Linked DNA regions of Homo sapiens: region 2 is linked to region 1. A link is an interaction called in ENCODE POLR2A ChIA-PET data of the cell type or tissue named here. Cell type or tissue: PC-9. All regions are shown on one strand. Each heading gives the region's core, and the rest is flanking DNA. Links, peaks and the distances in the headings are about the cores only.

Region 1 (10,165 bases), core at 1,541-9,540:
CATTTTGACTCTTTTCGCTTACTTAAAAAAAAAAGTCAATAATGTCTAAGCTTATAACAAAAATGACTGGATTCCATTTTGTGTTTCAAAGATTTGAATTACATTAAGCATCCAAAATATATCCAAATGGAAAAATGTTCATTAATAAATCATTTCTGTCTTCCTGAATAATGTAGTTGTAAAATTTAACAACTTGTAAGAAATATCTTGTAAAATGTACCTGGTTTTCCTTTTGAATATTCAAAAGCCTAATTTTAAAGAACTATTTGACATTTTAGTTTTTCATGTCTTTTGTTTTTTTGTCTTGCTCTGTTGGCAGGCCGGTGTGCAGTGGCGCAGTCTCTGCTCACTGCAACCGTCACCTCCCCAGTTCAAGCGATTCTCCTGCCTCAGCCTCCTGAGTAGCTGGGACTACAGGCACGTGCCACCATGCCCAGCTACTTTTTGTATTTTTAGTAGAGACGGGGTTTCACCATGTTGGCCAGGATGGTCTCGATCTCTTGACCTCATGATCCACCTGCCTCGTCCTCCCAAAGTGCTGGGATTACAGGCATGAGCCACCATACCTGGCCTTTAGTTTTTCATGTTCTGTAAGATTCTTTTAGGAATGATAGTGTGAGTGTTTTACATATGGTAAATATATTTCATTTTATCATAATTTAGGTGTGAATTTCCAGAAGGAAAGATGGGTAACGATTATATTAATTTAAGGTAATATTTAAGTTACAGAGGTTTTTCTTACTTGTGTTTTTTTAATAGAAAAAGTAGATTTTATATCTAGTTAGCTATCCATATTTAAAGTAAATATTTTAGGAATAATAAAAATGTTAATGTTAAACAAGTTTGCTGAGTTCCTATTTATCATAAAGCTTAAGTTTTGCCTTTGAAATCTCATTTTTTAGCCATCCATTTTAGATACATTGAAGGCTGCATTCCCATTTTCTTTTCATTCACACATCCACTTCAATAATTGACTTCAGTGCTTTCCAAGTTATGTGTGGTGAGGGATCAGTTTTTATTTTTTTAATTTCCAGTCCTTCAAACGAACACTTTTATAGTACAGACAAATTACTAGGCAAATGAAATTTTAAAAAGACTTAGAAAATATAAGCCCAATTTTAAAAATTATTTAAACAAGTGTAAACTAGAAACTCTGTCAAATTGCTGTGAAAAGTTTCTAAGTACTAATTTCTTCACAGACTCGTACCCAACAGTTGGTGAAGGGTCCCCAGTCCTCAGACACACTTTACCTGGCACAGTTCTGGTGGAAGCCATGCAAGACTGTTGTTGTGGTACATGATGATTTTACTCCATTTGGCTGGAGGTTATTTCAGGAGTGTAATTTCTTTTTTATATAAAATATTCATATTATATCAAAACCACATGACTTTTTTTAAAAAGACAGAAGTGTTTTTTTTCCAGCTCTGCTTTGCATGCCCATGTGCCCTGTAACTCCTTCCGCTGTCTCCCCCCGTGTGACACTGAGATGTAAAGATAGCATGGTGTTTAAAAGTGGCATAAGATAGGCATGAGTGTCTGTAAGCGCACTGTCATATTTACAAGCAGCAGTTGAGATGTGGAAGTGGAATTAAGTAATTAGGGATAGCTGTGTTGTGAGTGAAAGTATTTAAAAATATGATCAGTGCACATTTAAGGCAACGGAGCCAGTCAGGTCAAATAACAACTAGGATGAAACTATCAGTTTTCTTTGCAAACATCCACTGGCTTTGATTTTACCCAGATGGTAAAAATATATTATCAAGATAGTTGTTATGATAAAGGGAAATGTATCCTTTCTTTTCTCTTGGTGCCTCAGATCTACAGGCCATGAAGAAATAGAAGTCTCTACATTCAGATGGATAGGAGGCATTATATTTTTATCAGTGTTAGGAATATACCGTAGATATTTTACATTAAAACTGAAGTCACAGAGATGATTCAAATTCTTCTTCATAAAGAAGTGAGTGTTTACTTGAACATCGTTAACATTTTGATGAAGGGTCATTGACAAAGAAGCCATACACATTCGCTGTGTCAACTCCTCACTTCAGACTATTCATGAGGCACATAATCTTTTTTTTTCCTGCATAGTTGTGGAATATGAATACATTAAGGGGAATTTAATGGTTTATGATCCATGTCACTGTTTGATGGTGATGTTGAATGTTTGTTCTCTGGTGTCATAAGGCAGCATACGTATACAATAGCTTAGAAAAGGGGAAGAAATTATTTGTTTCTCTGCCACCCTCACCTGTAGCAGTTTTAGTTTAAAACCTTTTATTTACCCTTCTTAGTTTATTTTCTGTCCATATAACTGAAAATTATTGTTTGTTAAGAAAGAGATAGATGTATGGTGTCAAAGGCAGATGGCAGACTTCGGGGTTAATGTCATTGTTATTGTAATTGTCTGTTTATTCCAAAACATTTACCTTTTTTTAAGACTTTATTTTTTAGAGCAGTTTTAGAACATTTACTTTTTATGAGTTTTTATTAATACTTGCCTGTGGTTGACAAATCAGTGGTGTGATTAGAACCAAGATCTGTCCTATTTATACCCGGAGACAAACTCTTCTAAATAATTCTTGCTTAGTTCTTTCATATTTCTCTCTATTATTACTAAGAATTATGACAGTAACTCTAGATAATATATAATATGCTTACATATCTATTTCCAAATTTATCACCTTTTAGATAATGTCATTGACTCTCTACCATAAAAGATGAGGATTTCACTCACATACATACATACATACATATACATATATATATATGTATTTTTTTTTTTTTTTTTTTTTTTTTGGGACGGAGTCTTGCTCTGCCCAGGCTGGAGTGCAGTGGTGCGATCTTGGCTCACTGCAAGCTCCGCCTCCTGGGTTCACGCCATTCTCCTACCTCAGCCCCCCCAAGTAGCTGGGACTACAGGCACCCGCAACCACGCCCGGCTAATTTTTTGTATTTTTAGTAGAGACGGGGTTTCACTGTGTTAGCCAGGATGGTCTCGATCTCCTGACCTCGTGATCCACCTGCCTTGGCCTTCCAAAGTGCTGGGATTACAGGTGTGAGCCACCATGCCCAGCCTCACTCACTTATGTTTTCATCTTCTTCCTTCCTCCTCTTCTCATCCTTGATATCTATATTTTAGTTCATAGTTTGTATTTGTTTTTGGTTATTCCAGTGGTTTCCATTGTGGAATTCGGGGGTAAGAATTATTTGTCCTCAGAAGGGCATTGGTCTGTTGACTTCTAGTAGCCAGGGTTAGAGTGGGAAGTTGAGGTCGGTTGATTCTCATTTCTTTGTAGGTGACTTTGCGGTGATCCTCTAGGAGCTTTTGGAATATTCCAGTTATCCCGCAGTGTTTGAAATTCAAGATGGAAAGACTAGGTCTGGATCTTTTCTTCATTAATTGAGCTCTGCACACTCTGTGGCTCTTTTCAACATGAAGACGTAGGTCCTTTGTAGCTCTTTGAGGTTTTCCTTTGTTATTTCTTAGACCACTTCCCCCTTGTATTTTCTTTGCTTCCCTGTCTGGAACTTATGTTGGTCACAGATGGCTCTTCAACAACAGTTTTGGAGTAGCTACTTTATGCCAGGCATTGTAACCTTCTAGGAGTCGGTAGGACGTGAGGGCCTGGGCAAAGCTTGCCCTTAAGAATTTGAATTTATTCTGAAATTTTGTGTATAATCAGAATCAAGAACAGTAACATTCTTTTTAAAAAATGAAACCCAGAAAAGCATAGTAAATGAACAAACATCATTTATGTTTTGTTATTGCTGCTTATTTTATTTTTTTGAGACAGAGTTTCACTCTTGTCACCCAGGCTGGAGTGCAATGGTATGATCTCGGCTCACTGCAACTTCCACCTCCCAGATTCAAGCGATTCTCCTGCCTCAGCCTCCTGAATAGCTGGGATTACAGGTGCCCGCCACCACACCCGGCTAATTGTTGTATTTTTAATAGAGACGGGGTTTCACCACGTTGGCTAGGCTGGTCTCAAACTCCTGATCTCAGGTGATCTGGCTGCCTCGGCCTCTCAAAGTGCTGGTATTACAGGCGTGAGCCACTGTGCCCTGCTGCTGCTCATCTTTTACTTAGTCACTTTTATTATTATTCACCGTTTGTGTTTTACTTAATAACTTTTAATTACTCACCTTGAAATCTTTCCATTAAGGACACATAGAATGTTTTTATTTCAGTGGCACTACTGAACCTGAAATTGAGTCTGGTCATCTAAATAATTCAACATGATCTCTGAAGGAAAAATATTCTGGGGATCACTTAGGGTTTCATTGCAAGCAAGAGAAACTGATTTTGCCTTGGGGGAAAAAAAGACTTATTTGGCAGAATTAAAGAAAGACGTAACAATCAGGTTGCCAGAAGGCCAGGTATTAGGACAGCTCTGGTCATTTCCAAGGTAGGAATAAAGAGCAGGTCTCTTTAGAGTGCTGACACTAGAAAGATCCTTCTCCAAATGCTTTTGTGAATTATGACATTCTGCTTAAGATTCCGGTTACAAGGAGAAGACTGTTACCTTAGCTTACTCACATGCTTGCTTCTTAGGTGGAGATGGGGACTTAATCGACAGTTTTATGATGAGCACAAAGACTAATGGGAGTAGTTCCCAAGGGGAAAAACAGCTCTATCATAAACAAAAAATAGATAAGAACAGCAAGTATCCACTCTGTTGTGTACTGATGAGCAATGTTCAATTCTAACTGCCTTGTTCCTTTCTGATCCTAGTACTGCCTCCTGTGCTCGTGCCAAGACACAGTGAATATAACCCCCAGCTCAGCCTCCTGGCCAAGTTCCGCAGCGCCTCCCTGCACAGTGAGCCACTCATGCCACACAACGCCACCTATCCTGACTCTTTCCAGCAGCCTCCGTGCTCTGCACTCCCTCCCTCACCCAGCCACGCGTTCTCCCAGTCCCCGTGCACGGCCAGCTACCCTCACTCCCCAGGAAGTCCTTCTGAGCCAGAGAGTCCCTATCAACACTCAGGTCAGTAAGAACTATGGTCTGTGGGGAAATACGGGAAAATAAGCCCAACATCATGATTTATGATGAACAGTCACAATGACAGTCATTGTAACTGTCATTCATATAGTATAAACAGTTTACAAAGCAATCAGCCTTAAAATGATTAGGACTATACCTATTTTGAAGCAGTTACCCTGGAGATAGAACATGTTTTTCCTCTAGTTTTAGTTCTAATGCTCTGGAAGCTCTCAGAAACTAAATGGATTTGAATAGTATCCCTGGGAATTTCCAAGGATTTTTTTTTTTAAGGCAGTAGAAATAAGATGAAAAGACTTCTGTAATCCAAGCAGAAGACTTGGCCTGAGGACAAGCAACATGGAAGATCAATGCTAGGCCTTTACCTTGGTTGCCTCTTTCAACAATCAAAGGAAGCCCTTGCCTAAAACATATGCCTGCATCCTTTGAGTGAGGCAGAAAGTGAAGCCCCAGCTCCAGCCAGTGCATTATCCCTTTCTGCCATGTGAAGCCAGGACAGCATCTTAAATATAGAGCTCTTCAGTTTGCTGAATTGAGAAAGCATATGGAAGGGAAAGGGAGCCTCTAGCATGCTGTCATAATTGCTCTTGCTACCATACCTGTAAAGTGGATCTAAGTTGAGATAATGAATAAAAGATACATATGCACTTTGTGAGTGTGAGATAAATACTGTGCGGAGCTGACAAGTTCCTAAAGGCATGCATAAATACATTTGGTGCCAGATGTTACAATCTGCCTCATTCATTTATTCCTATAATCATTTATTTAATGGATATTTATTAAACTCTTACTATATGCAAGCATTGCCTTAGGATTGCTGAAAGGGGAATTAAAAGGTTAATAAAAATTGTCCCTACGATGTGGGAAGATAAAGAGGGAATTGCCTCTTCACCTCTCAGTTACTTAGTTCCTTTTGCTCCTCAGCAAGTTACATAAGCATCTATTATATTTGTTGCACTATATTATATAATTCCTGTGTGTCTATTTTCCCCATTGAACAGCGAGCCTTCTTTTTTCTATGTCTAGCACAGAGCCTGAAATGCAGTGGTTGCTCATCAGTTGCTTATTGAATAAATAAATTACTACACAGGCGTTTATTTATTTTTATTTTTTATTTTTTATTTTGAGACGGAGTCTTGCTCTGTCACCCAGGTTGGAGTGCAGTGGCATGATCCTGGCTTACTGCAGTCTCTGCCTCCCAGGTTCAAGCAATTCTCCCACCTCAGTCTCCCAAATAGCTGGGATTGCAGGGGTGTACCACCATGCCCAGCTAGTTTTTGCATTTTTAGTAGAGACGGGGTTTCACCATGTTGGCCAGGCTGGTCTCGAACTCCTGACCTCAGGTGATCTGCCCACCTCGGCCTCCCAAAGTGCTGAGATTACAGGCAGGAGCCACTGCACCCAGCCCACACAGGCATTAGAACATGGACATGGAGCTCCAGACCATAGGCACAGGTTTTATTGACTCAGTAAGTGATGACTGAGCACCTGCTAAGTGTCTGGCACTGGGCCAGTGCTAGAGGTGCAGTGATGATTAAGACGGTGTAGTTGTCCCCCCTTATCTGAGGTTTCAGCTACCAGAGGTCAGTTGCAGCCTGAAAATACTGGATGGAAAATTCCAGAAATAAACAGTTCATAAATTTTAAATTGTATGTGGGGATGAAACTTCGTGCCATCCTATCCAGGTTCTGAATCATTCCATTGCCCAGCGCATCCACGTTGTAGATGCTATCCACCTGTGAGTCAATTAGTAGCTGTCTCTGTGATCAGATCTACTGTTGAGGTCACTCTGATTTAATAGTGACCACAGAGTGCAAGAGTAGTGATGCTGGCATATTGTTCTAGTTGTTTTACTTTATTATTAGTTACTGTTCCTAATCTCTTACTGTGTTTAATTTATAAATTAAACTTTATCACAGGTATGTATAGGAAAAAAAACATAGTATATGTGGTATTCTGTACTAGCCACAACTTCAGGTAGCCACTGGGGGTCTCGGACTGTATCTCTGGTGGAGAAGGGGGGACTACTGTGGTCTCTGACCTTCAGGAGTCAGTAGCTATTGAGAGCCATCACATACAGGTAGCCTGTAGCAGTCCAGGCAAGTGATTATAAGGAGTTGAACTAAAACAGGGATATGGGGTTGGAAAGAGGGCAGTGAATTGGGGGAGGGAGGTCCAACAGGACTTACTGTAGGGTGAAGGCAGAGATGCTGGAGGGTAGCTTGAGAGTCATTAACTCAGTGTAGGAGCAGATGGTTGAAGTTTTGCAAGTGGCTGAGTTCACTGAGAAAGAAGAAATACAACAGAAAGAGAAGTCATTTGAGGACAGAACCTTGGTTAAGGAACAGGAGGATAATAGTGTTGCAAAATATATATTTACCTAACACACCTCTATGCTACAAAGACTTCCTGTGCTGACTTTGAATTCCTGCCCTGGTTACTCTGACAGGTTGATGTTCTTTTTACTCTTCCCACCCAAGCAGGACAGACACCAACAGTGATGCAGAAGCTGGTTAGTTTCTCACAGAAGGCATAGCCCTTTTCACTTCAAAGAAAATAATTCTTGTCTGAATGATTAACAGCAAAATGCCAACCTGAGTAACAGACCTGTAGATAAACAAGAGTAAAAGGAACCTTTGCGATTTACTGGTTCAGCCTCTAAATTTTTTAAAAAGCTCTATTGAGGTATAATTCACATACCATACAACCACCCATTTCAAATGTACAATTCAGTGGTTTCTCATATGTTAATTTTTTTCAAGTAGTGGTGAAATATATCTAACACAAAATTTGTTTAACCATTTTTTTTTTTTGAGATGGAGTTTTGCTCTTGTTGCCCAGGCTGGAGTGCAATGGCACAATCTCGGCTCACTGCAACCTCCACCTCCCAGGTACAAGCCATTCTCCTGCCTCAGCCTTCCAAGTACCTCGGATTACAGACATGTGCCACCACACCCGGCTAATTTTTTTGTATTTAGTAGAGACGGGGTTTCACCATGTTAGGCTGGTCATGAACTCCTGACCTCAGGTGATCCACCCGCCTCGGCCTCCGAAAGTGCTGGGATTATAGGCATGCTCCACTGCACCCAGCCCATTTTAACCATTTTTAAGAGTACAGTCTAGCCGGGTGCAGTGGCTCCCGCCTGTAATCCCAGCACTTTGGGAGGCTTAGGCAGGCGGATCACTTGAGGTCAGCAGTTTGAGACCAGCCTGGCCAACATGGTGAAACCCTGTCTCTACTAAAAATACAAAAGTTAGCTGGGCGTGGTGGTGCATGTCTGTAATTCAGCTACTCCGGAGACTGAGGCACGAGAATCGCTTGAATCCAGGAGTCGGAGGCTGCAGTGAGCTGAGATTGTGCCACTGCACTCTAGCCTGGTGAGGACTATTAAAAAAAAAAAAAAGTACAATCTGATGGCATTAGGTGCATTCATAATGTTGTGCAACCATCACCATATCTATTTTCAAAAATTTTTTCATCACCCCAAACGGAAACTCCGTACTGATTTAACAATAGCTCCGTATTTCCCTACTTTGCCAGCCCCTGGTAAGCTCTATCTACTTTCTGTCTCTCTGAATTTGCCTATTGCAAGTACCTCATATACTAGATTCATGCAATATTTGCCCCTTTGTGTATGTTTTATTTCACTTAGCCAAGTATTTTCACAGTTTGTGTTGTGGCATATATCGGTAGTTCATCTTTGTGACTGAACGATATCTCATTGTATGGCTATACCACATTTTAAAAAATCAATTCATTAGCTGTTGGATATTTGGATTGTTCCCACCTTTTGGCTCTAGTAAATAACACCCTGCTTTCAATTCCTTTGGGTATATACCTAGGAGTGGAAGTGCTACATTATATGGTAATTCTATTTTCAGTCCCCCTTTTTTTAATTTTAATTTTTTAGAGACAGGGCCTTGTTTTGTTACCCAGGCTGGAGTATGGGGGCACAGTCATAGCTCACTGTAACTTCAAACTCCTGGGTTCAAGTGATCCTCCTCAGCCTCTGAGTAGCTAGGATTACAGGTGTACACCACCATGCCCAGCTAATTTTTAATTTTTGGTAGGATGGGGTCTCATCATGTTGCCCAGGCTGGCCTCAAACCCCTGGACTCAGGTGATCCTCCCACTTCAGCCTTCCAAAATGCTAAGATTACAGGTGTGAGCCACTGTGCTCAGCCTGTTCTGCTTCTTGAGTAAATAGACATATTTAGTCAAAGACCTACAAAAAGGTCATCTTGCCTTATAACTTTTTCACCAAAGTCATAGGAGTCATAGTCCATTTTCTCACAAGGAAATACCTTACCCATGGTTTCCTAGTATGGTCCACGAACCCTGCATTAGAATTGCCATTGGGGCATGTTAAAATGTACATGGCTACATTCAACCACTGACCTATTGAATCGGAATTGCTAAGGATGGGGCCAGGAATCTGCATTTTTAGCAAGCTCCACTGGCAATTTTTGTGTACACTTAAGTGTGAGAACTACTTGTGTGGACAATTCGATACAACAAAGGCAGATTGATCCAACCTTTTACGCTGTTGTATTCCACCACGCATGTTAACAAGACCATTCTGAACTAACATTAGACATGCATACTGAAGGAATTGGTTGTTTTGTGCTGAGGTCCTCCATAAAGAGTTTTTCCTGTGCCTCATGAGTTTTTACTGTGTTATGAATTATTATCCACGGAATGCATCCCATTTGCCTAACCATGATCACTGTCCAGTCACAGGACTGTCATTTGGGTAGAAGGGCCCTTCTCAGCGTGCCTTGGGTACAAGGTTATAATTACGTTTCAGGTATCTTGAAGTATCTCAGGGATAGAGCGTCCCCGTGGCCATTGTACAATTTGTGACAACATAGAAGCTGAAAATTAAGCTCACTTCAAAGAAGGTTTAGCTTTCTCTGTGTTTTGCAAGCCAGATCACAGACTATTCTGCTATGAGAAAAGCTAGGAGAACAGGTTCTGCATTTGAAAGTCTTGCCCTGAAGTCATTAGAACTCAATGATAACTCAAAAGTCGGAGGGAAAATGAATTGACCCTTTACTGAGGCTCTCAGAACAACCAGTTTCTTCTGTAGGGTACTCACAGTGTCACTTCAGAAGAGCCTTGTTACATTAATATGGTCTCTCTGTAGGAGTAGC
Region 2 (10,165 bases), core at 1,520-9,519, 110 kb after region 1:
GGTGATGGCAGCCCTGTGGGATTGCAGTACAGGATAAAGTGAAGTGACGGAGCCTGTGAGGATTTGGAAGTTTCATGTAGGCATGGAGACACAGATTATTGGTGATATGGGTTCATTTGCATAGAGCAATTTTCCAGTTCCTAAATCCTGAATGCAGAATACCCATTTGGACTTGTATGTCCTGCTTCGTAGGCATACACCTTCCACTCTACCATGGGCTGACATTTTGTTGGAATAGATTTTTCCCCTTACCCTTAAAAAAAATTTCTGTGGTACTGAAAAAAAATCAGCTTCTCATTAATTAGAGTGCTCATGTGTCAAGAAAGAGAATCTAGTAGTAATAGAAAAGTTGATTCATAGAAGAACGAGTCACAGGTGGGAGGAAGAATATATTTGTATAGATTTTATGCTGTAGGATATTTACATGTCTAATAGAGTTAAAAATAAAAGTAAAATTTTCTCTTTACCATAAGCAGGTAGGGTTTTGGCCTGTTCCTTAGTGATTTAATCAGGATGCATAATGTATCACATGAAAAACCAAGAGCTGAAGAGCATAGTTAAGAGTTTTTCTTTAATATTCCATTGATATTAAGACCCTGCCTTCCTCATCCCCATCCTTCTGTTAGGTGAAAGGCTTCATTCATTCATCCATTTCTTCAACAAACATTTCTATAGTAGTAGCGTGAGGCATGTGAGGGACAGAAGTGAAGAGTCAGGAGAACTGAGCTATGGTGGAAGCACAGACATGCAGAACCTGGGTGGGACTTGGCAGAGTGACAGCAGCCAGGCCAGTGTGCAGGGAGGCGCCAACTTGAAGGTGCTGAGAGCTGATGGGTTCTGGAAGTTTAAATGGGAGGAATTCAGGGACAGGCTACAGATTCAGGCAGCAGCCAGATTATAAACCCAAATCAGGATTTCGTGTCATAACCCTGAAATATCCTAAAGTGTTTTACATTTTTCTTTAAGACTCTCAAGCTTTTTAATAACAAGTTTTGTTTTTCTAGTAGCATCTATTAACATTCTTTGTAATTCTCAAGGGATATAACTTGGAAATGATTGGACAGTGTAATAGTCTTTGCTGTAAAAAGAGAGTAAGATCACTCCTGTAATCCCAGCACTTTGGGAGGCTGACGCAGGCAGATCACTGGAGGTCAGGAGTTCGATACCAGCCTGGCCAACATGGTGAAACCCCATCTCTACTAAAACTACAAAAATTAGCCAGGTGTGGTGGTGCACACTGTAGTCCCAGCTACTCAGGCGGGAGACTAAGGCAGGAGAATTGCTTGAACTCAGGAGGTGGAGGTTGCAGTGAGTCAAGATCACACCACTGCACTCCAGCCTGGGTGATAGAGTAAGACTCCGTCTCCAAAAAACAGAGAGAGAGTTAAGAGCCATCTACCCCAGGTGGAGAAAACACCAATAAACATTATTGCATAGATTTTGAGAGAGGGGCACTGGATTTTCTATTGAGCGTGCAACAAGCCATTTCCCTGGAAGTAACTCTCATTTTCACTTTGTACCAAAAATAAATTCTAAGCCCTCCAACCAACTGAATGAACCCCTCCTATTGATATGGGAGTTAAAAAGAAATTACTTAGGCAGATAGTGACGCTATGGAAGTCCTCGGTAAGGTTTTCCTTTTAATGAAAAGCAGCCCAAAAACATTTTCCTTTTTAACTAAGAGCAGCCTGTAAAATCGAGCTGCAGACATAGATGCTGGCAGTTGTGCCAATCATGTTCAAAATGGCGGCTCCATCTTCCCTTTTCTTTGTCAGCCACGTGTATAATAAGGAGCAGACAAGGTGGCACTGGCTGGGGGAAGTCCATTTGCATAATAAGATTAGGGTGGAGTGGCCAGTCTTTCCCATGTGCTATGTAAATGTCACACCTGATTGAACCAATCTGTGGGCCCTATGTAAATCAGACACTGCCTCCTCAAGCCTGCCTATAAAATCTGGTGAACTCCTTGGCTGGTGGCCTTTTCCTCTGGGAACCCTGTCTCTCACTAGAGAGAGAGCTGTTTTCCTTCTCTTTCTTCTGCCTATTAAACCTCTGCTCCTAAATCCCTTGTGTGTGTGTCTGTGCCCTAAATTTTCTTGTCGTGAAGCTATGAACCCCTGGTATTTACCCCAGACAACAAAGCTGCTTCACTATGGCCAAGGAGATTCCAAAGAAACCTGAAAATCTAGTTCAAGACATGACAGGAAGAGGAGGTGGACTTGCCTCACTATGCCCTCCTCCCTTTGGAATTCAGGCACAACTGACCAGCATTAACATAAAAATAGAGATCTTGGCAGGGCACAGTGGCTCACACCTGTTATACCAGCACTTTGGGAGGCTAAGGCGGGTGGATCACTTGAGGTCAGGAGTTCGAGATCAGCCTGGCCATCATGGTGAAACCCCGTTTCTACTAAAAATACAAAAAATTAGCGGGGTGTGGTGGCGCGTGCCTGTAATCCTAGCTACTCAGGAGACTGAGGCGGGAGAATCACTTGAACCTAGAAGGCAGAGGTTGCAGTGAGCCGAGATAGTGCCACTGCACTCCAGCCTGGGCAACAGAGCGAGACTCTGTCTCAAAAAAAAAAAAAAAAAAAAAAAAGATCTTAAGACTGACAAACAGACTCTTTGTAGCAATAAGATACCAAATAGATACCAAATTCCAATCTGACTCTAGTAGAGCATCACAGGACAGATAGCAGGCTCTGAAAGAAATCAAAGTATTTTGTCCCAAATATAATCCTTTGTCATATTTTGAAATGGCCCTGCAAAGCTGTCTCTTGTGGGGAAAACTTACATTCTGTAGAGAATCCATTTTTCTCTATAGGTCTTTTTCTGATCCTGAAGAGATTAGCTGGCAGTCTAATACCTTTTAAGGGTCTGAATAGGAAACATTTGTCATCTATTGCCTCTAAGGGTGGCCACCTATCAGATTTCATCTACATAATAAGACCTTTGGTCTCCACAGCCCCTTATCTTAACCCAGACACTTCTTTCTATTGATTACAGGTCTTTAGACAATAACTTAACTTGTTCAACCAATTGCTAATTAGAAAAACTTTGAAACCACCTATGACCTGGAAGCCCCCACTGCGAGTTGTCTTGCCTTTCTGGACCAAACCAATCTATATCTTACATGTATTGACGGATGCCTTATGTCTCCCTAAAATACATAAAACCAAGCTGTAAGCCAACCACCTTGGGGGCACATATTTTCAGGACCTCCTGAGGCTGTGTCATGGGTCATGGTGCTCACATTTGGCTCAGAATAGATCTCTCTAAATATTTTACAGAGTTTGGCTTTTGTGTCAACAACTTACAGCCTTTCCACCTCCCCCAGCCCATAAAAATTACTATGAAGAATAAAAAAACCATGACATAAAAGGGCAATGCTCCTACATTCTTCCCTGATGCCTGAACCCTGCTTATTTTCATGACTGAACTAGGAAATCCTACAGCTCTGGGTTTGGGTAATCTGCTGATGACAATTACATCATTAGCTCTACTAAAGCTAAAGAGCGTATTGCTTTTCTACCATGTGTACTAACAACTGCTTTCTCATTAAATCATCTCTTTTTATAATTTATTGAAAAACAAATAAAATATTCCAATTTTCTTTAAGGTTTAAATATTATCTGTGTTTTACAATTGGTTTCCTTCCCCCCTCACATGCCTTTGAATAAAAATTGAAACTTTCGTTTAATTTTTTTCCAGTAAAGTAAAAATCATCTAGTCTTTTCAGTAAGATGTGGAATGTACTATATCTGTTAGTCAAGAAGTATGTAGTTGGGAAAAAGAAAAACACCTAATTCATATGGGATGTTATTTTCAGCTTGGTGTTTAAGCTGTGCATCTCCTTTAGGCTCAATCATATGATAGACATTGTCTGTAGAAAACAATTAGGTTTTTTTTGACATTTAGGATTTTATTTAGTTCTTTGGTATTGAAAGTTAGTACTGAGAAGGGTCCCAGAGAACATTAATTCAAAGGAAATGAAGCAAATTGTGAAACTTGTGTCCAATCCTCTCGTCACATTAGAATGATCTTGGACCCCTCTCCTCCTCTTCCTTCCTCTTCCAATATCTGCTCCCTCTTCCATTTAAGCTTTGCCCTCTTCTTTTCTTCCTGGTGGGCTTAAGAAGCTTGAGGTGTTCAACCTTGGCTTTCCTATTTCCTATTGCAGCTGTTGGAAGGTAGCTAGAGAAGAGCTCATCACAGCAGTATAAGGACAATCTCTGCTCTTGTACGCTCAGGTAATTTTGTTTGTTTGTTTTTGTTTTGAGATAACCTCGCTCTGTTGCCCAGGCTGGAATGCAGTGGTGTGATCTTGGCTCACTGCAACCTCTGCTTCCCAGTTTCAAGCGATTCTCATGCCTCAGCCTCCCAAGTAGGTGGGATTACAGGTGTGTACCACCAGGCCCAGCTAATTTTTTAATTTTTATTTTTAGTAGAGACAGGGTTTTGCCATGTTGGCCAGGCTGGTCTTGAACTCCTGACCTCAAGTGATCCACCCACCTTGGCCTCCCAAAGTACTGAGATTGCAGGCATGAGTCACGGCACCCAGCCAGCCCAGGTAATTTTAGTACAAATTCCAGAGGACAGAAATGAAGAGATTAGTATAAACTTAAACTCTGCTACTAACTAGCCATATGCCAAGCAAATCATTCCATTGAAAGCGAGTTTATCTCTGTCACTAAACAATTGTGTGGCCTGCTTTTGGTAATTCCCCTTTGAAATAAATTTAATGGCTGCCTAACTTCATTCATTTATTTATCCATTGAACAAGTACTTATAAAATAACTATTATGTCCCAGGCGTGGTTGAAAAGTTCTGGGGATGCAAAAATGAGTAAAAGCAATATAGTTCTGCCTCCAGGAAGTTACTTTCTAGAGAGGAGACTTTAAAATATTGGCAAACAAGGGTTTTCCCATTCATTCCCATTACATTTTATCTCCTCGCTGTGGTTTTAAATTTTGTATCTTAGCAAGCACAGCTGCTGACATTGACTTTTTAAAAGTAAATGAATTAATATTAATATAAGAATTTACTTTTGGAATACCTTCTTTTTTTTAAGGAAGAATTCCTATAACTTCTATATCTGGAGATTAGCATTCTTGCTTTACATATGAAATGGTATTTTATTTTGTTTAAACATTGTGATATCACAGATATCTGTGTGTTTAAACAGTGGAACATCACAGAGTCTGAGAACAGTCTTTTGGTGTTTCTTTTTCTTTGTAGATTTGTCATCACACATATTAAATATTATCCATCTTCTAGGTAATGCTTAATAAAAGGAGATGATTGTCTTTGACATTTGCCCTGGCATAGAATAATATTTTAAGCTGAAATCATGACAAGGTTTTACAGTTCATTATATTTTACAAGAACTATCCCATATTGTATGTATCACTGTCTATAACATTTAATTCCAAAGATTTCAATTCAAATAAGATCCTAAACATAGAGACTTGGGGAAGAAAACCAAACAGGCAAAAAAGAGTTTGATTATTGTAATGCATCATAATTAGGCTTTGGATTGTGGCTCAGCAAATCCAAAGACACTTCCTTGAGCCTGACCATCACTCCTGAGTGGTGTGACACACAGGGACAGACCCTCCTTCTCTTCTACCCCCAAATGTCAAGGGAGGGTCATATGAATGTAGCTCCTTTTGCGTTCTTTGGAAAGGTGGCATGGGTTTTCCTGCTGCCTTCTCTGAAGTGGGCTTATCAGTTGGCAGCAGTCCCATCTTGCATTTGCAAATTTGGCAGCTGCTGTGAAGTCATACAATGTCATGATTGTTTAGTGACAGAACTTGAACCCCCTCTCACCAGAATGACTTGCTTGGCACATGGCTAATTAGTAGCAGAGTTTAAACTTAGACTAATCTCTTTATTTCTGTCCTTGGAATTTGTACTAAAATTACTTGAGCTTATAAGAGCAGAGTATAGACTGTCCATTATATTGCTGTCTTTTCTACAGAGAAGACAGAATTAGGACAGAATTAGGAAAGCTTGAGAAGAACAGGATAGATGTTAAGAAAAATCTCCAGGTTCTAGCAGAATATCTGGTTGGTGTCCATCTTCCCTGATATCCATCAGTTGTTTGTACAAAGTCATCAAAAGGACCAGCATTTGATATATTTTTACAGATGGGTCCAGACTCACTGAAATTCCATATGTGGAAGATTTAAAAACTGGTTTGAAACATTTATTTTCAACTTTTAAGAAGCAATCATATAGGAGAGTTGTTACAGGTGGCATACATTATTTTCAGTTGTATGATCATACAATGATGGAAATAATTCCACACATCCATTTTTCAAAATATTCTCCCCATAGTTTGATTCTTCCAACAAGCAGTTATTTTCTCATTCATTATTAAAATGGTGGCTTTACCCTGAAGGAAGTGATTAAGGGTGTTTCTATATTTGAAAACATCTTCCAAACACTTGTCATCACAGACAAAGACAGCACATTTGGAGCATGATGTATTGTATAATAAATATATATAATGCCTTTATACTAAGCAAATATTCAGCATACATTGCCACAAATAGCCAAAAAGACCTGTGTCATTCAAAAGATTATTCTCTATTCTGTTGCAAAGTATTGTAAAAGAGTCTACTATATTTTTTTGGCTGGGTGTGGTGGCTCCCACCTGTAATCCCAGCACTTTGGGAGGCTGAGATGGGCAAATCCCTTGAGGTCAGGTGGTCGAGACCAGCCTGGTCAACATGGTGAAACCCCATTTCTACTAAAAATCCAAAAATTAGCTGAGTGTGGTAGTGTGTGCCTGTAATCCCAGCTACTCAGGAGGCTGAGGCAGAACAATCACTTGAACCCGGGAGGAGGAGGTCACAGTGAGCAGAGATACTGCCACTGCACTCCAGCCTGGGCAACAGAGCCAGAGTCCATCTAAATAAATAAATAAATAAAAAAAGAGCCTACCATATATTTTAAACTGATGTATAGTAGAGTACATAGTTTTGGGGTACTTGTGATTATTTAATGCATTCATGTAATTTGTAAAGATCACATCAGTCTCATTGCTTCTCAAAGAGGGGAGGTACAAGTCAGTCAGTCAGTCACAGAGTCTCCTCAAGATAGTTACTAGTTGTGATTTCCTAAAATACTTAAGGCAAGATAGTGAAATAAGCTACAATTTCTGCATTGGGACTGGTCCTGAGACTCTAATTGGCATTTATACCTTCTCTCCTCTATTACCCATTCTGTATTTCCTGCATTAGACAACTCTCAGGTGGTCTAATTTGCTTTCCTGGTGCAGTGATTCAGAACTTCAAGTGGTCTGATGCTTTATTTGTCCTGTATATTTTAGGCTGTGATTGCTGCATTTTTCCATTCACCATTATCAGGGGGCATGGAAGTACTGAGAGAGACCCGGTGATTCCCCTAGGTGGTTTCAGTCGTCATCCTCTGTGACTCCATTCTGTGGTGGTAACACCAACTCCTTAATTATTTCAATAAAACAGCAAATCATTTCCTTGCCAGTTGAACTACTATCATGAAAGCCCAAAGTGAACAGGTGGTAGTCACAAGTTCAAGTTCAATGCAACTCTTAGATACACTGGCAGACGTGTTCTTTCCCTGAGAACCAGGACCTCTAATTGGGCAGGATCTTAGATTGTAGGGAGGAGAAACACAATTGCTGTAAATGGGCCCTTGTGTTTGATGGTGAGGTGGGGTCACTTCTACTTCCCTCGCTTCCTGGACCTAATATTCTTAGTATTGGAGGTAAAGTACTATATTATCAGCTGTTGATTTAGTCCATATGTCACTCCTCAAAGACAACAAAGGTGTCAGACGCTGCAAGACGTCAGACCCACAGCTGAGCCTTCAACAGGCTGTTCATCATTTTATGGGCTGACTGTTTCCAGATGATGGCATACATGGTATTATTAGGGAGTTTCCTGGTCTGAAGTCCATTTTTGCAGCACCTTTGCTGTAGAAAATTGCACCGCTGAAGGGAACACTGTGTGGAAAACATGTTGAATGATAAAGCATTCTATAAGTGCTTTGGCGGGGGTGCTAATAGAGACACTGCAGCTAGGAAAGGCAATCCAACATTCAGAGTATGTATCAATTTCAGAATGAATTAATGCTCACTGTCCGCTCCAGTGTGTAAGTGGCCTGATATAATTGACTTGCCACTAGGTAGGTAGTTGGCAGATACCTCAAAGAATGGTGTGGGGTTGAGGGCACAGCTTCAGTCCCTTCAGTTGGCACACTGGCCACTGCTAAGTGGCCATAATGCCAAGAAGCCCTGGTTATTAGGCCCAGGCTGGTCTTCATTCCTTCCATCTTGGCCACTCTGTTCATGGACCCATTGCACAAGCAATGGGCTAGATGAGGAGACCATTCAGGGTCATCTCACCAGAACATCTTTCAGGGTCTCTTACAACTGAGGATATAATACAACAACTGTCAATTTTTAGCACACCAGCATAGTACTCTGTACCTGTGAGCCAGGCTTGCCTTTTCTTCCTCTGTGAGTTGGTCAGCAGAAACCCATGGGTTGAAGGTGAGGCGCTGGTGCAGTAGAAGTAGTTCGTATGCAGTCTGATCAGCAGTTAATGGTAATTTACTCATAATTTTGGACCTGGTCCAGCCCCCTTTTATGTGTGCCAGTTCTGTCATCTGGTGGGTTGCCGCCATGTCTGGCTAACAGTCTGACTTGATGATCTGAAAATATGCAACACCGTAGAGACCATGCTTCCTTCTGCCTGCTCTCAGTGACTGAACAGAGCAGAGATACTAAAGCAGGTCTGTTCCTAAGAGACAGGAGACTTTAGCTTGGGAACTTTCCAATGACCCTGCCAAACTTCCCTTAGAATTGCACCGCAGCCTAAGATGCTTGCACTCACCCTCCCTTCTTTCTTTTTCTCTTTCTCTTTCAATCAGGGGCAGATCTGCATCACGGGCTTGCATGTCCAATTTCACCTTGGCACTTGCTTCTCCGAGGGTCTGGACATGGGGCTTCGTTTGAGTCTGGAAGCAGTGGAGAGGGGCCAGAAGCTCCAGGCCTTGGCTTGGAGATCTCTACAGGTGTGCATGGAGATGTTTGAAGTGCTAATGGCTGAGACAGAGCAAGTGGCAGAGGCCTAGGAGACGGAGGCTGAAAGAGTCTGAGGAGGTACATATGAAATGCCCAATATGGAGAGGTTTCAATGACAGATTGACACTTGCAACTTCAGTCAGATCACTCTGGCTGAAGTAAGATAAATGAACTGGCAGAGAGCAAATATGACAGGGAGCCTAGTTAGGAAATAAATATCAGGCAAGAGACAATAAGCATATGAACTGCAGCAGTGACAATGAAAATAGAGAGAAAGGGACACGTATGGTAGGGGTAGGGTAGTCCTGTAAATTTACAGGACTTAGTGATATCAAGGTCAGTCACTGGGGAGAAGGAGACAAAGCTGATTCGTTGATTACTGTTTGGAAAAACTGAGAGGATAAAGGACACAGAAGGAAAAACTTTTCTACTTTGAAGTAAAACCTTTTTGGTCACATTGAGTTTGAGGTATCATTGGAACTTCCATGTGAGGTGTAGGAGGTGCCGTTCTAAAGCTGAGGAGAAAGTTTAAAGAGCTGATATAGATTTTGAATTCTCAGCCATAAGGGGAAGCTGTGATCAAGGATAAAATCGCCCAGGCAAGGCATGCAGCGCAGCTGCCTCATGCTGGAAGCCTGGGGCTCACCAATGTTTAAGGGGAGAACAGACCAAGAGGTGACAGAGGAAGAGACTGATTCTGAGTTGCAGCGGGAGAAATGGAGTGTAGAGACCAAGGGAATAAAGAACTTCAAGAAGAGAGGGAGTTATCAATGGCGTCAGGTGCACCAAAGAGGTCAAACTAGGTAAAAGCTTAAGTAAAGCCCCTATGTAGCTGTTAGTGATCTTAGCATGAGGAATATCAGAGCTGAATTGGAGCAGAAGCCAGATTATAATAGGTTGGAGAATGAAAACAAAGTATAAAAGTGAAGACAGCCGTGGGAAGGCACTACTTTTTCAGTGAGTTGAACGTGAAGGAAGAGGGTGAGAAACTGAGAAACTTGCCGCCAAATGGATAGGCAGAATTTGAAAAGGGTTTTCTTTGTTTTCTGTTAATTACTTTTTTAAGATGGCAGAGACATGTACATGTTATAG

The links. Peaks named below come from ENCODE experiments on the same cell type or tissue, not always from the same donor. Only the 100,000 strongest peaks of a DNase experiment are listed, where the experiment ranks them.
Region 2: POLR2A ChIA-PET joins it to region 1 with 6 read pairs; 2 of 35 experiments call an interaction of 5 or more read pairs at or near these places.

The regions. Positions count from the first base shown.
Region 1 is chr13:36,867,489-36,877,653 of GRCh38, reverse strand. It overlaps SMAD9 (SMAD family member 9), which reads left to right. Exons shown (of 7, transcript NM_001127217.3): 3 at 4,739-4,996. Among named protein-coding and RNA genes, the nearest start is that of SMAD9, 48 kb to the left of the region's middle. In PC-9, for the core only: no CTCF peak of the experiment used is centred there; DNase peaks (open chromatin) are centred at 6,513 and 7,373; H3K27ac peaks cover 1,034 bases.
Region 2 is chr13:36,754,142-36,764,306 of GRCh38, reverse strand. It overlaps LOC102723490 (a long non-coding RNA gene), which reads left to right. Exons shown (of 7, transcript XR_001749825.2): 2 at 8,920-9,151. Among named protein-coding and RNA genes, the nearest start is that of RFXAP, 60 kb to the left of the region's middle. RefSeq lists enhancers at 1,580-2,084, 2,085-2,590. In PC-9, for the core only: no CTCF peak of the experiment used is centred there; a DNase peak (open chromatin) is centred at 2,176; H3K27ac peaks cover 743 bases.